Regions from separate parts of the Homo sapiens genome. Here region 1 is linked to region 2. The links are chromatin contacts, found by Hi-C or POLR2A ChIA-PET in ENCODE. All regions are on one chromosome and are shown on one strand. Each heading gives the region's core, a stretch centred on a gene start or an enhancer-like site at or near the end of the contact. The rest is flanking DNA. Distances are from core to core; before and after follow the strand shown.

Region 1 (6,753 bases), core at 3,509-6,008, 380 kb before region 2:
AGTTATTATTCTCTATATTCACCTGTCTCTCCAGATTTCAGGGTGGGGGTTTGCTCTATGACTTTATTTCTCCAGTAGGTCTTTAAAAAGTCATTAATTTTCCATTTGTTCAGCTTTTTTCTTGTTATAAGGGTAAAAGTGATGACTTCCAAGCACTTCTAAATGTCAGAGCTGAAACCAGACCTATCCTTTATTTTGAGAGACCCAATCATTCTTCCTCTCTTCTAGCTGAGTGCTGAGAAAATTAAGACAATAAGTTATCAAGGAAGGTGGTAGATGTTGGAATTCAAACGCATTATTCTTACTTCCCAACTCTTAATGCTATAAACTGTGTGCTAATCAGTTACATTCCTCCTTCGCTTTGACTGGATTATGATAGAAGAAAATATTACCAGGAAAAGAGACTGGGAACAAGCTTGTCTACTCTGCCAAGGGTTTCATTTAAGCATGAACAAACAAGTTCATGGGCACAAATCAAGGGCTTCAAAGTCTACAGGAAGGAGAGGTAGCTTCCTTGTTGAAAGAGAACCATTCATGAAATATATGATATATAAAGAGAGACAAGGGAGGCAGAGTCACTTGGCTAGATCTCAAGATCTGACTAAGCCCACTTCAAATGATGTAGTTCCACTGCTTACAGACAGAAAAGCTCAGCATTCAGCAATTGTCCCAGTGCCCAAGTCAGCCCTGAGCCTAGGGACGCAAGGGTTTGAAGGAGGAACAATGGGAAAGGAGGCTGGAGGGTTTTATCCTTGGTACCTTCACACTTCTTCGTTATTCAGGCTGCCTTTCTTCCATCATGATGGCACTACCTCGTCTGTCTCCCCAAAATATTCATTCCCCAGTTTTACACATCTAGCTCTCAGCTCATGGTCAGCCACCGAAGCCTCGACGCTCATGTTCACAACACCAACATTTTTCAGCACATGCAAAGGCACACTCTTTCTAAAGAGTATTAAATTTTGACAAAGCATGCCTTAGAACAAAGAAGCTTCTAAGGTAATAACCTAGGAGACAGGCAGTGTAATTTTCAGGCAAAGGATTCGACCTGTACCACTCACACCATGTCACCTAAAGAGATGCCAGTACACCCTTTTTATAACATGTATCAATGATTTTCCTTTCACTCCTTTTACTAGGGATGAGGGACATGATCAATAGTAACGTCCTTAAAAGAGAAAAGCAATTTGGGGAACACAGGTAAAGTGCCAAAAGGCTATATGCCTCTATAACAGAAAGCACTGAAATACAGTTCATTGGGCACCATATATCTCTTTGAAAGGACTGTCAAACACAATTATTCAGAGCATAACATTTGGCACTTTTAAAATGTTAAGAGAAATTTCTCCGTCGGGTGCAGTGGCACACACCTGTAATCCCATGACTTTGGGAGGCAAAGGCGGGTGGATCACCTGAGGTCAGGAGTTGGAGACCAGCCTGGCCAACATGGCGAAACCCTGTCTCCACTAAAAATACAAAAATTAGCCGGGCGTGGTGGTGGGTACCTGTAATCCCACCTCCTTGGGAGGCTGAGGCAAAAGAATACCTTGAACCTGGGAGGTGGAGGTTGCAGTGAGCCAAGATCATGCCACCAATGCACTCCACCCTGGGCCACAGAGCAAAACTCTGTCTCAAAAAAAAAAAAAAAGAAATTTCTCACAGAAAGGAGAAACTTGTGATAGAATCACTTAAAAGCCAACTTAGAATAACTTCCTGGTTTTCACCTTTTTTTGGTATTTCATTTTTCACAGCTAAATTCTTATAAATTTGGGGCAAAAATATTAGAATCCAGTTTGCTTTTCTGTTCTGTGACTTTATTTTCACCCACCTCCCAAATGACTTTGAAGTGGGACTTCTGAATGTCAATCCTAGACAAAAGCTAATGTTGTAAAGGAAAAAGTAAATCTTTATTTTTAGCTAGAGAAAGAATTCCAAAAATTTTTCACCATTAGTGAGGAAGAACATTGAGATACTTGCCATCCATACACATAGAAGCCCAAACCTGTAATGGTGCATTTAATCCTAGGCAGTTCCTTTCTAGAAAGATAGCTCAAAAATATAGGAAAATTCAAAGAGGAGTGAAAATCTAGTAAGATTCAGAGATAGTGTTAAAGAGAAATATTAAAAGATATTTTAGATACCAGATACTTATTTTTAGTTAGTTAATTAGTTGGTTGTTATAATGGCATTGGGGTTACATTTTTAAATGCTTGTAAATTCTGAGATATATGTAGATGTATATAGGAGTTAAATTATATAATACTAGGAATTTGCTTTAAAACACTTCATTAAGAAAGGGAAGGAAGGGAGGGGGGAAGGGAGGGAGGGAGGGAGGAAGGAAGGAAGGAAGGAAGGAAGGAAAAAAGGAAGGGAAGAAGGGAGGGAGGGAGGGAAGGAGGGAGTGAGGGAGGGAGACAGAAGTAAAGCAAATGTGGCAAAATAGTGAATTTGAATCTAGGTGATGATGTATTCATTTCCTGAGGCTGCTGTAACAAATTACCTCAAATTGGGGGGCTTACAACAACAGAAACTTATTGTCTCACAGTTCTGGAAGCCAGAGGTCTGAAATCAAAACAGGGTCTTGCTCCCTCTGAAGGCTCTAAGGGAGAATCCTTCCTGCCTCTTCCAGCTTCTGGTGGCCTCAAGGGTTCTTGGCCATGGGCTCGGGCTCATAACTCCAATCCATTTCTCGTGATCACATGGCCTTCTCTTCTGTGTCTGTGTCTTCTCTGCTTCTGTCTCTTATAAGAATGCTTATCATTGAATTTAGAGCCCACTAGATAATTCAGGATGATCTCATTGTCAGATCTTTAATTATATCTGCAAAGACCTTCATTCCAAATAAAGTCACATTCATAAATTTTCAGCATCAGGACATGGGCATAACATTTTCAACCCACTACTGGACGTATGATATTATTATACTATTCTATTTTCTCTCTTTTTTAAGTAGTATTGAGTACTTTTTAAGATTTTATACTAAAAAAGTTTTTTACATTTTCGCTAAGCATTGAATTAGCAGAATTCAAAGAATTTTGTATTGTATTTTGCTAAGCATTGAATATGGCAGAATTCAAAGCAGAGAACTTTATAGCTGAGGCAGAAAGTACTGGGAATGTTCAGGGAACAGAGACATGTGAACTGATAAGGAATAATAGGGAGAAGCAACTTCCTTCCTTGTTGTCAACCAAACAGACACAGATACTGTACATAAAATAGTGCAAAGGAAGCATAGAATTCTTTCCAGGCTAACCTGATTCCATTTCCACTAGCATTCCCATCAACCTTTGCCTTTCTCTTTTCTAAAGGAACTGACGATGCTGGAGAGGAGGGATACGAGAGCCTCAGGCCTTTTTGTAAAACAACATTTTAGCTTCCAAATTAGGTCATGTCTATCCTGGGCCACACTGATTCAGGCTGCTTGTCCTCACATTAATGGTAATGTGATTGTTCCTATGTCAGGGCTGGCAGGGCTAAAAGCATGTCAGGTATGTTATCCACATATCTTCCACTTTGCTTTTTAGCACCTTCATCACCTCTAGGAAGATAACTTTCCCAGATACTAAAGTCAAGAAGCCACTCGAGCGCACTTCCTTAATTCACTTCCAAAAACGAAACGTTTTTTACTCTAGGCCCAGGACACACTCACAGCACAGAGAGCATGCAATGGGCCACGTGGTGCATGTAAGGGAGAAGGACCTTTCAATGGGAGGAACGAGGAGAAGGATGAGACTTCTTTTTTGCTTATGTTCTCTCTTCCATGTGGCTGGAAAAGTAGGAATGGCCTGGGGGATAAAAGTAAGGCTAGGGTATAGATGCTAATGTGAAAAGGGACGGCCTGGAGTTGCGCAAGTCACAACCTACACAGCTATATGTGGTGGCCCAGCTGGCCCCCACCTTATCACAGTAAGGAATACCAGATGAGGATTTAAGGTCATAGCAATATTAAAGAATGTTCATTTTGGCTGGGAGCGGTGGCTCCCACCTGTAGTCCCAACACTTGGGGAGGCCGAGGCAGGCAGATCACTTGAGGTCAGGAGTTCGAGACCAGCCTGGCGAACATGGTGAAAACCCCCTCTCTACTAAAAATAAAAAAAATTAGCCAGGCGCGGTGACAGACACCTGTAGTCCCAGCTACTCGGGAGGCTGAGGCAGAAGAATAGCTTGAACCTGGGAGGCAGAGGTTGCAGTGAGCCTAGACCACGCCATTGCACTCCAGCCTGGGCAACAGAGCAAGACTCCGTCTCAAAAAAAAAAAAAAAAAAGAAGAAGAAGAATGCTCATTTAATTTCTTGCCATGCTAGCTACCCCTCAGAAAAGTGTCAGTTTCCTCAGGCTAACCAACTAACATTGCCAGGCGTGGTGGCTCATGCTTATAATCCCAGAACTTTGAGAGGCCGAGTCAGGTGGATCATCTGAGGTCAGGAGTTCGAGACCAGCCTGACCAACAAGGCGAAACCCCGTCTCTACTAAAAATACAAAAAATTAGCTGGGTGTGGTGGCAGGCTCCTGTAGTCCCAGCTACTCAGGAGGCTGAGACAGGAGAATTGCTTGAACCCAGGAGACGGAGGTTGCAGTGAGCCAAGATCGAGTCATTACACTCCAGCCTGGGTGACATAGTAAGATTCCATCTCAAAAAAAAAAAAAAAGAAAGAAAGAAACTAACACTGAAGCAAATAGAAGCTTTTTGGCCATTTCCAGTGTGAGATTCCCACAGCATGACTCACCCTGCCACGGAGCTCTGGAGGGGAGCACTGGTAAAGCAGCTAAAGCCTTGACTGCTGCAGTCAGCATGGCCTCCAGGAACAACAGTGCTCTGCTGAGCAGGCTCCATGGGCCCTGCCCACTGACATCCACTTGTCAAAGTGGTGGGGTTAGGCAGCATGTTTTCCACCAGCCTCTTATGGATGTGGGACCGGATGGAGCCTCTGACCTAGGCAGGTATGAGCTGACTGTGACTTCTAGCCTGAACATGGCCAGACAGCTTCTTTCTGCCAGCAGCTTGAATGGAAAAGTAACAAGAAAAGGGGTCACTTAGCAGGAGAAAGAACAGAAAACAAAAGGATGCAGACACTGATGTCCAAGTGTTACAGGATCTCTGGGGTGTCAATTTTTCTGGTGGGAAACCTCTGCGGCCGAAGCACCTTTGCCCGAGTTCTCACCCTGCATCTAGGAAGAATGAGGTACACAGACAAGCGCAGGGTGGAGAAGAAGAGTTTTATTTAGTGTTAGAACAGCTCAGAGGAGTGGGTGGCTCAGGGCAGCGGAGGGGGTCCTTCCTGGGGCTGCTGAGGGTGCAGGCTGCAGAGACACCTGGCTCCCGCATCTAGGAGGGTGGCTGCAGCCACACCCTCACCCAGAAAGGCAGATCCTGCCTGCTGCCAGCCCTCCCCCAAGAGCACAGGGAGGCTCAGATGAATCCACAGCTACAGTTTGGGTTCCTGTAGCCCCACCCAGGAGAGTGGGGTTCCTGCCTGCTCTGTAGAGCAGGAGGCCTGGGTCTGCAGCTGCATTGGGCGGCTATAGCAGCACCCGGGGAGCTCCTGTCCCAACTCAGAAGGGGTGGGGCTCTCACCAGCTCCATGGAGTGTGCTGCCATCACAACTAGGTTTGTGTCCAGGATGGCCAAGCCAAGGAAAAGAAGGAGCAGAAACTATGAATATGCAGAAGAAACTCCCCTTGGGGAGAGGAGAGGATATAAGAAGAGAAGCAGGGGACCTAGCGTGTCCTAAGAGACCACAGGGAAAATGACAAAGGAAGAGAAGTGCTCTCTTTGTTGCAGGACTGGAGAGGCAGAGGTGGAGTGTCATTCAAAAAGCCATGTTAAATATCCTAACACAAACTTCTACTGGAAAATTTTAAAGTAATACAAAGTGCCAAATGTGAAGTTTCATGAATCTTGGCTGGCAGCAAACCACTGAGGATGATATGACCCTGGAAATCTATGTCAGAATCTCAGCTGGGTGAGGATGGAGCATGTGTGAAGTTGAAGTGCAGTTTTATCTAAGAGGGCAAAGGTTTAAAAAGATTGAGAAACTGGCCAGGCACGGTGGCTCACGCCTGTAATCTCAACACTTTGGGAGGCTGAGGCAGGTGGATCACCTGAGGTCAGGAGTTCAAGACCAGCCTGGCCAACATGGTGAAACTCCATCGCTACTAAAAATACAAAAAATTAGCCAGACGTGGTGGCACGTGCCTGTAATCCCAGCTACTTGGGAGGCTGAGGCAGGAATCACTTGAACCAGGAAGCGGAGGTTGCAGTGAGCTGAGATTGCGCCATTGCACTCCAGCCTGGGCAACAAGAGCGAAACTCCATCTCAAAAAAAAAAAAAAAAAAAAAAAAAAAAGATTGAGAAACTCTTCCCTTATACTTTCCTCACTTTTTCAATTCTCTGAATTCTCACTCTAATTTCCCTCTTGAAGATGCCCTTCTTTGATACCTGGGGAGCAGAGTAGAGCCTCTATAAGAGCTCTTTCTTCTATTTTAATGACATTGGTTTGCCTAAGAATGAAATATTAGTCCAAAAGTGAATGTGGACATTAATAATAGAGGCCAGTTATACCAAGCCAAGAAAAGCACTTAAAAAAAAAAACCAGCATTCAGAGGGAACAAATAATTTTAGCTGTCAAATCCAAAAATTGTGTATCTAACCCACTGAACTGTGGAATTTATTTTCTTACATAGCAAAAGATTCCTCAACTTAGTCAACAATCAGGCTACAAATTTCCGCATATCCATCTTTTTTTTTAAAG
Region 2 (7,453 bases), core at 439-2,938:
GTATCATAGCCCATGTTTCACAGATGTTATCAGAACAGTCTACAAAATAGACTCTCTTATTGAGTTGTATGTAAGGTCACATTTGCGAAGAGGTTTTAGGGAAGAGTTAGTAACCATACAGAGGCTTTGCCCTGGAAACCAATGTTGTTCACAGCTGCTGCTGAATGAAAGGACCTTATTCATAGGATTACAGTCTTTGGACAGAGTTAGAAGCTTCTGGCTTTATAGTGGTTTTATACCAACAGGATTTTTACTATGTTTCAGTTTAGCAAAGGACTGTTAACAAAACAGTTGGTGTACTTACATAATAAATTGAGTTCATTTTACAGTTTGGAAGTCTTAACAGTGATTTACCATTTAGACTTACATTGTAAGATTTTTGGTTTGGTTTGGTATTTAAATAACAATGGGGGAAATAACTTGGAGAGGGATTCGGTCACATTTTTGGGAGTTAAAATATTTTCATAGCTAGTTTTTTTGTTTGTTTTGGGAGACTGACTCTTGCTCTGTCTCCCAGGCTGGAGTGCGGTGGCACAATCTCGGCCCATTGAAAGCTCTGCCTCCGGGTTCAAACGATTCTCCTGCCTCAGCCTCCTGAATAGCCGGGATTACAGGCGCATGCCACCACGCCTGGCTAATTTTTACATTTTTAGTAGAGACGTTTTCACCATGTTGGCCAGGCTGGTCTCAAACTCCTGACCTCAAATGATCCACCTGCTTCGGCCTCCCACATTGCTGGGATTACAGGTGTGAGCCACCACGCCTGGCCCATAGCTAGTTTTAAAATATCTTATTTGCAGCTCAAAAAATATGGACAGTAATTCAGGGAAAATGTGACAAAAGTACATTTTAGTTCATGCATTTAAAATTCACTCTGGGCCAGGTGCAGTGGCTCATGCCTGTAATCCCAGCACTCTTTGAGAGGCTGAGGCAGAAGGATTGCTTGAGCCCAGAAGTTTGAGATCAGCCTGGGCAACACAGCAAGACCTAGTCTCCATTTAAAAAAAAAAAAAAAAGCCAGGTGAGTTGCCTCATGTCTGTAATCTCAGCACTTTGGGAGGTTGAGGCAGGCAGATTGCTTGAGCCCAGGAGTTTGAGACCAGCCTGAGCAACATGGCGAGACCCTGTCTCTACAAAAAAAAACCAAAAAAATTAGCCGGGTGTGGTGGCGCACGCCTGTGTACACAGGAGGCTGTGGTGGGAGGATCACCCAGGTCTCACCTACAGTGAGCTGTGGTCTGGGTGACAGAGCAGGAGTCCGTCTCTTAAAAAAAAAAAACAAAAAACTGTAAAAGGTTTGATCTGTAGTGCTGTTTTGAATATAGTTCCATTTTGTATGCATGCATGTGTGTGAAAAGTCATTAAGTCTGGAATGAAATATAGAGTATCCGTGAAGCCATTTTAGAATTATATGTGTGTATATTTATGTGCATAGGTATATGAATACATACCTTAGGTTCCATTATTATCAGTTTTTCCTCTTATTTGTTTGTATCTACTGTATATTTCTCTGGGAAATACTCATGGTCTTTAGGTCATGTTAGCTATTGTCAAAATTTAGATATGAATCATTGATTTATATGAAAATAAATGTTTTTGATTTCTCTTTACCTGTAAGGTGGATTCTCAATATCCTCCTGTTCAGAGACTTATGACCCCAAAGCCAGTTTCCATAGCAACAAATCGAAGTGTTTATTTTAAACCATCTCTGACTCCTTCTGGTGAATTCAGGAAGACTAATCAAAGAATAGATAACAAGTGCAGTGTGAGTATATGTATATTTCTACCAGTCTTTGAATATTGATTAGAATAAGTAAGACTAAATAATGTAAAATATAACTACCATTGTATTCTAGCAACTGTATAACACATAAAGGTTGTGAATTAGTGATGATTATGAATTGGTATGCTTTTAAAATAGCTGTCACCTTGATCAAATTTTTTTTTTTTTGAGACGGAGTCTCACTCTGTCTCCAGGGGTGGAGTGCAATGGCATGGTCTCAGCTCACTGCAACCTCTGCCTCCCGGGTTCAAGTGATTCTCCTGCTTCAGCCCCCCGAGTAGCTGGGACTACAGGCATGTGCCACCTCACCCAGCTAATTTTTGTATTTTTAGTAGAGACAGGGTTTCACTATGTTGGCCAGGCTGGTCTCGAACTCCTGACCTCAAGTGACCCACCTGCCTTGGCCTCCCAAAGTGCTGGGATTACAGATGTGAGCCACCGCGCCTGGCCACTACCTTGGTCAGATCTTAAGTTAGTGTTGACTAGTAAACTCTAGCATGTACCCATTGTTTAGGTTACATAATTTTGCCGGATTTGCTTTATCTGTTTCTTTCATGTGGTGGTGTTGAACTATCTGCAAGTAAATTTCAGACATTATCTTTTGAACCCTAAGTACTTTGATATGCATCTCCTAAGTACTTTGTCCTATATTATCCCATCTAAGAAAATTAATTCTAATTCCTTAAAATTATCTAATATCCAGTCCATATTGAAACGTTTTTCATAATTGCTTTTTTGAACCAGGACTCGAGCAAGGTTCAGATACTGCTTTTGGTTTTGTTTTTCCAGACCTCAAACCCTCACCCTGGCCACATTGGTTTCTGTTTCTTGAGATAATTCACATATCATACAATTCTCCTATTTAAAGTTTTCAATTCAGTGGTTTTAGCATGTTTGGAAAACACTTTATAAATAAAGTGGTGTCTGTGAGTTGTTCAACTGTTAAGCCATCATAATGGTAAATTTTAGAACATTTGTATTACCATCTCTCCCACCCTTTGAAAATCTCATACCCATACCCGTCAGTAGCCACTTAGCATAGTGTTTTCAAGGTTCATTCACGTCGTAGTATGTATCAGTACTTCATTTTTTCCCTTTTTATGGCTGAATAATATTTCATTGTAAGGAATACTAGATTTTGTAGATATTTCATTGTATGGATATACTAGATTTTGTTTTATCCATTAATCACTTGAAGGACATTGGGGTTGGTTTTACTTTTTGGCTGTAATGAATAATGCTCCTGTCAACATTTATGTATAAGTGTTTTTTTGTGTGTTTGTGTGTGTGGACATGTTTTTATTTCTCTTGGGTTTATACCTAGAAATAGAATTGCTGGATCATAGGTTTTTGAAGAGACCAGGCCAGTTGTCTTATAAAATGTCCCATAATCTGGGTTTGTCTGGTTTTTTGTGTCATTTAACTTGTATTTATTTTGTTTACTTAACACCTTATTGTTTATGCCTTTAGTTATATTTTATCTCATTTCTAACAACTCAATTTATTGAAAACCTTGAAACTTAGAAAGATTAGTACAGTGATTTGCCATGTATTTCTTTATGTTGATTCACCAGTCATTAACATTTTGTCATATTTGCTTTATCTCCCTCCATACTTTTAAGTTAACATTAAAATTTTGAAAAATATTTTGAACATAGTGTGATCATGGTGGCTCATGCCTATAATCCCAGTGCTTTGAGAGGCTCAGGCAGAAGGATCACTTGAGTCCAGGAATTCAAGACTAGCCCAGGCACCATAGCAAGACCTTATCTCTAGAAGAAATAAAAAAATTAGCCAGATGTGGTGGTGCGTGTCTGTAATCCTAGCAAGGCAGGAGGTTGCGGTAGGAGGATCACGTGAGAGCCCAGGAGTTCGAGGCTAAAGTGAACTGTGATAGCACCACTGCACTCTGGCTTGGGTGAGAGAGTAAGACCCTGACTCAAAATATATATATATATATGTGTGTGTGTGTGTGTGTGTGTGTGTGTATTTTTTTCTTTTTAGCATAATATTGGACTTCTACAGATTTGCAAGAAAAATTTCATGAACTTCACATTTTACTACATTTGCTCTATCTTTTTCTCTGTGTTCTTATTAACAAGGAGTTCCCTTACATAATGCATAGCAGTGGTCAAACCCAGAAACTTAACATTGGCACAACACTGTAATCTACAGATTCTATTTACATGTTGTCACTTGGCCTAAAAGAAGAAATTCTAACATCATGTCTTGCATTTAGTTGTCATGTCTCTTCATCTCCTTTAGTCTAGAACAGTTCCTTTTGTTTTTTGTTCTTGTTGTTTTGTGTTTCACAATATTGATAATTTTGAAGTATAGAAGCCAGTTATTTTGTAGAATGTTCTGCAGTTTTATGATTGTCTGATGTTTCCTCATGATTAGATTTCAGTTACCTACTTTTGGCAGTGAAGACCGTTGAGGGAGTGTGCTGAGCTGTTCTCACTGTTCAGAAGGCACAGGCTACCAGTTTGTCCCATTCCTGGCAGTGTGGTTATTACATAAAGTGGTGTCTGTGAGGATTCTCTACTATAAAATTACTATTTTACCTTTCGTAATGAATAAGTATTTTGTGGGAAGGAAACTTCCCAATTATATTCTTTTCAGCCACTAGTGTTAGCATTATTGATGATTCTTGCCTGTATCTTTTTGAGCACTTAATTGGTTTTTGATATTATAAGATAATTCAGGCTCATCACATGCATTTCCTGCCCCAGCCCTGTAATCAGCCATTTTTCCAAGAAGTCTTGATTCCTTTCAGTGGAAGTATTAATTCTTTAAGTTGTAGGGAGCTATTTCGAAAGGAATAGCTTTGTATATTTGGTTGCACAATTAACAGGACAAAAAGAGGGATAAGTAAAGTAATTTTGTGGTTAGGTTAGTGAGTGTATTGTCTGTATACTACCATTTTATTAAAATAATGATTGTGCTCACTGACATTTTTCATATATATAATCTCACTGTAACTCTTGGTTACCATTCAGAAGGCAGGGTGTAATTTCAAATTTCAGGATTCATTAACTAAAAAGCCATCAAATTCCTGATTCTAAATATTAAAATTAATAGGAAGCAAGGTGGTACTAAGAAAATTACAACAAATAAGCAAACGTAAATATGTGTGTATTTCCCCTGCAGACTGGATATGAAAAAAATATGACACCCGGACAAAATAGAGAACAACGAGAAAGGTACTGTCATTTCTTATACAGCTATACTTCTTTATATTTAACTTGTAAGGTCTGTATTTAATTTACATGTACCTTTTTGAAGATTAAAATCAAAGAACAGAAACTTTATATAAAGAAATCTAAGATTTTAGAATCACGTTCAGCTGTATATTTTTTTTTTACTTGTTAGCAGTTCTAGTTAACAAGTTATGGACCACAATAATATATCAGTTGTTTTAATTTTCTTTTTATTTGCCAGTGGCTTTTCATATCCAAATTTCAGTTTGCCTGCAGCCAATGGTTTATCTTCTGGAGTAGGTGGTGGAGGTGGCAAGATGAGACGAGAAAGAACACGCTTTGTTGCTTCTAAACCTCTGGAGGAGGAGGTAGGGTTGTATACTCATATACTCTTGAGGTTTATTTAAAAAGCATTGGTGTGGTGGTGGTAAGGGGAGACCTGTAGGGGTGGGGTTCGAAGAGACCCAGAGCAAAATTAATCTGCTATTGAATCAGTTCTTTCAAAATGCATGCTGAAAACCTAATCTAGTACCTTAAATTTCATGGGTATCATAGAACAAAACAAAACTACCCATACTTTTTCAAATAAGGGAATTGCAATTGAAATTATTTGACCCTTGGTATTACTGTATAGTTTTGTCTGTTTGTAAAACATACGTAAATAAGTTCATAAATAGGATTAATACTATACGTATTCTTCTTTTTTTAAGATACAGTCTTGCTCTGTCGCTCAGGCTGGAGTGCAGTGGCGCAGTCTCGGCTCAGTGCAACCTCTGCCTCCTGGGTTCAAGCAATTCCTGTGCCTCAGCCACGCAAGTAGCTGGGACTATAGGCATTTGCCACCACACCTGGATAATTTTTGTATTTTTAGTAGAGATGGGGTTTCACCATGTTGGCCAGGCTGGGTCGAACTCCTGATGTCAAGTGATCCACCTGCCTCGGCCTTGCAAAGTGCTGGGATTACAGGCGAGAGCCACCGTGCCCTGCCTGTCTTCTTCTTGCTTGCCTGTTTCTCCTTTTTTGATGTTGTATTGTGAAAGGTAACTGTAAGTTTTTTAATTTCACTGCTTATATATTTATCCAGTTTGAAGATTTACCGTAATCCATTCTGCCATCAGGATACATTTTGGTAGATTTCTAATACACATTAAAGTGAATATGCACTTTTCTGTCTGCACACGTGCAGTATTTTCTCTAGAGTATTTATCTAGGAATGGAATTGTTGGATTATAGGGGATGATCCACATCTTCTGCTGTATTAGATGTTGCCATGTTTTCTCTTCAAGATAGTTTTGCAGTTCAACATTTCCACCATATGACAATAGATAGATCTTGGGGCATCCTTTTGTGTGTTTTTTGGACATTTGAGTTTTCTCTTGATCCATTTTTTTCCTATGGGGTTATTTCCTGTAGGGATATATATATAATTTCTTATATGTATATTAAGAAATATGTATGTATATGTATATATAATTTATTATTAGAAAGAGTTCTCTATATATTCTGACCATAAATGTTTGGAAAAGATAGGGACAGATTTAAGATTGGTTACATTAACCTTTCTGTCTATATATTGCTCTTTTTTTCTAACTACTTTAAGTTGAATGCAAGTCTCATTTTAGTTGTATTATAAATGCATTTCAGCTTAGCTTAACCATTTGAGTTTTGATACATAGTCCTTGTATTTGTCATTTGTTTCTAATTAAAATTTCACCAGTGACTCCCTCATTGACCAATGAGTTTTAGGAGTATATTTTTAGCTTTTTAAACATGCTTTTCCTATTTATATTGACAGAAACAAAATCATGTTTTGGTTGAAGTTGTTGGATGTCTTAGATTTCTTCATGCCTATTGGTATTTTGCTCTGCAGGTTTGGAGTGTGATGCCTTGCTTCCTTTTAACTATGCTTTTCCTAGCTAGCAGTACTATAGCTCACCAGAATTATGACCTCCTTGGCAGTTTTCACTTTCTGCCATATAAATTGACTTGTAATGAGCTTTGGGATTATGTTAGTAGACTTGGCTCTATTGCTGGTCTGGAGGCTCTGTCTTTCCTTTAGTCTCTGTTTCTCACTCTACTAGAGTGTTGTGAAGGGAGGGAATCTATTACTGTATATCATTATCTGAAAAGGAAATACCTTGAATGCCATTGATCATACAAACAGTATATAAATTTTATAGGTTTTGTAGCAAACCAATTTTCTTTTGTCATTAAAGCTCTTTATTAATTATATTTAAGAAACGGGTTGGCGGCTGGGCACGGTGGCTCATGCCTGTAATCCCAGCACTTTGGGAGGCCAAGGCGGGCGGATCACGAGGTCAAGAGATCGAGACCATCCTGGCCAACATGATGAAACCCCGTCTTTACTAAAAATACAAAAATTAGCTGGGTGTGATAGCGTATGTGTGTAGTCCCAGCTACTCGGGAGGCTGAGGCAGGAGAATCACTTGAACCCTGGAGGTGGAGGTTG

What was found. A loop is a pair of places that touch in the nucleus more often than their neighbours do. ChIA-PET counts read pairs that join two places held with the same protein, here RNA polymerase II (POLR2A). Pooled maps may share reads with other maps.
Region 1: a pooled map shows a loop between it and region 2 (2.1-fold over the local background). The contact joins two enhancer-like sites. A Hi-C loop is called at or near these places in 1 of 50 pooled maps. POLR2A ChIA-PET finds 5 or more read pairs at or near these places in 4 of 52 experiments (A549, BJ, H1 and 1 more).

What each region holds. Positions count from the first base shown.
Region 1 is chr6:18,041,401-18,048,153 of GRCh38, reverse strand. No RefSeq gene overlaps it. Among named protein-coding and RNA genes, the nearest start is that of KIF13A, 57 kb to the right of the region's middle. Within about 2 kb of position 4,758, at least 12 of the 41 ENCODE cell types and tissues checked have a DNase peak (open chromatin) inside an H3K27ac peak, as active enhancers do.
Region 2 is chr6:17,659,551-17,667,003 of GRCh38, reverse strand. NUP153 (nucleoporin 153) reads left to right here. Exons shown (of 22, transcript NM_005124.4): 9 at 1,619-1,765; 10 at 4,934-4,986; 11 at 5,225-5,351. Among named protein-coding and RNA genes, the nearest start is that of NUP153, 44 kb to the left of the region's middle. RefSeq lists a silencer at 1,572-1,866. Within about 2 kb of position 1,688, at least 3 of the 41 ENCODE cell types and tissues checked have a DNase peak (open chromatin) inside an H3K27ac peak, as active enhancers do.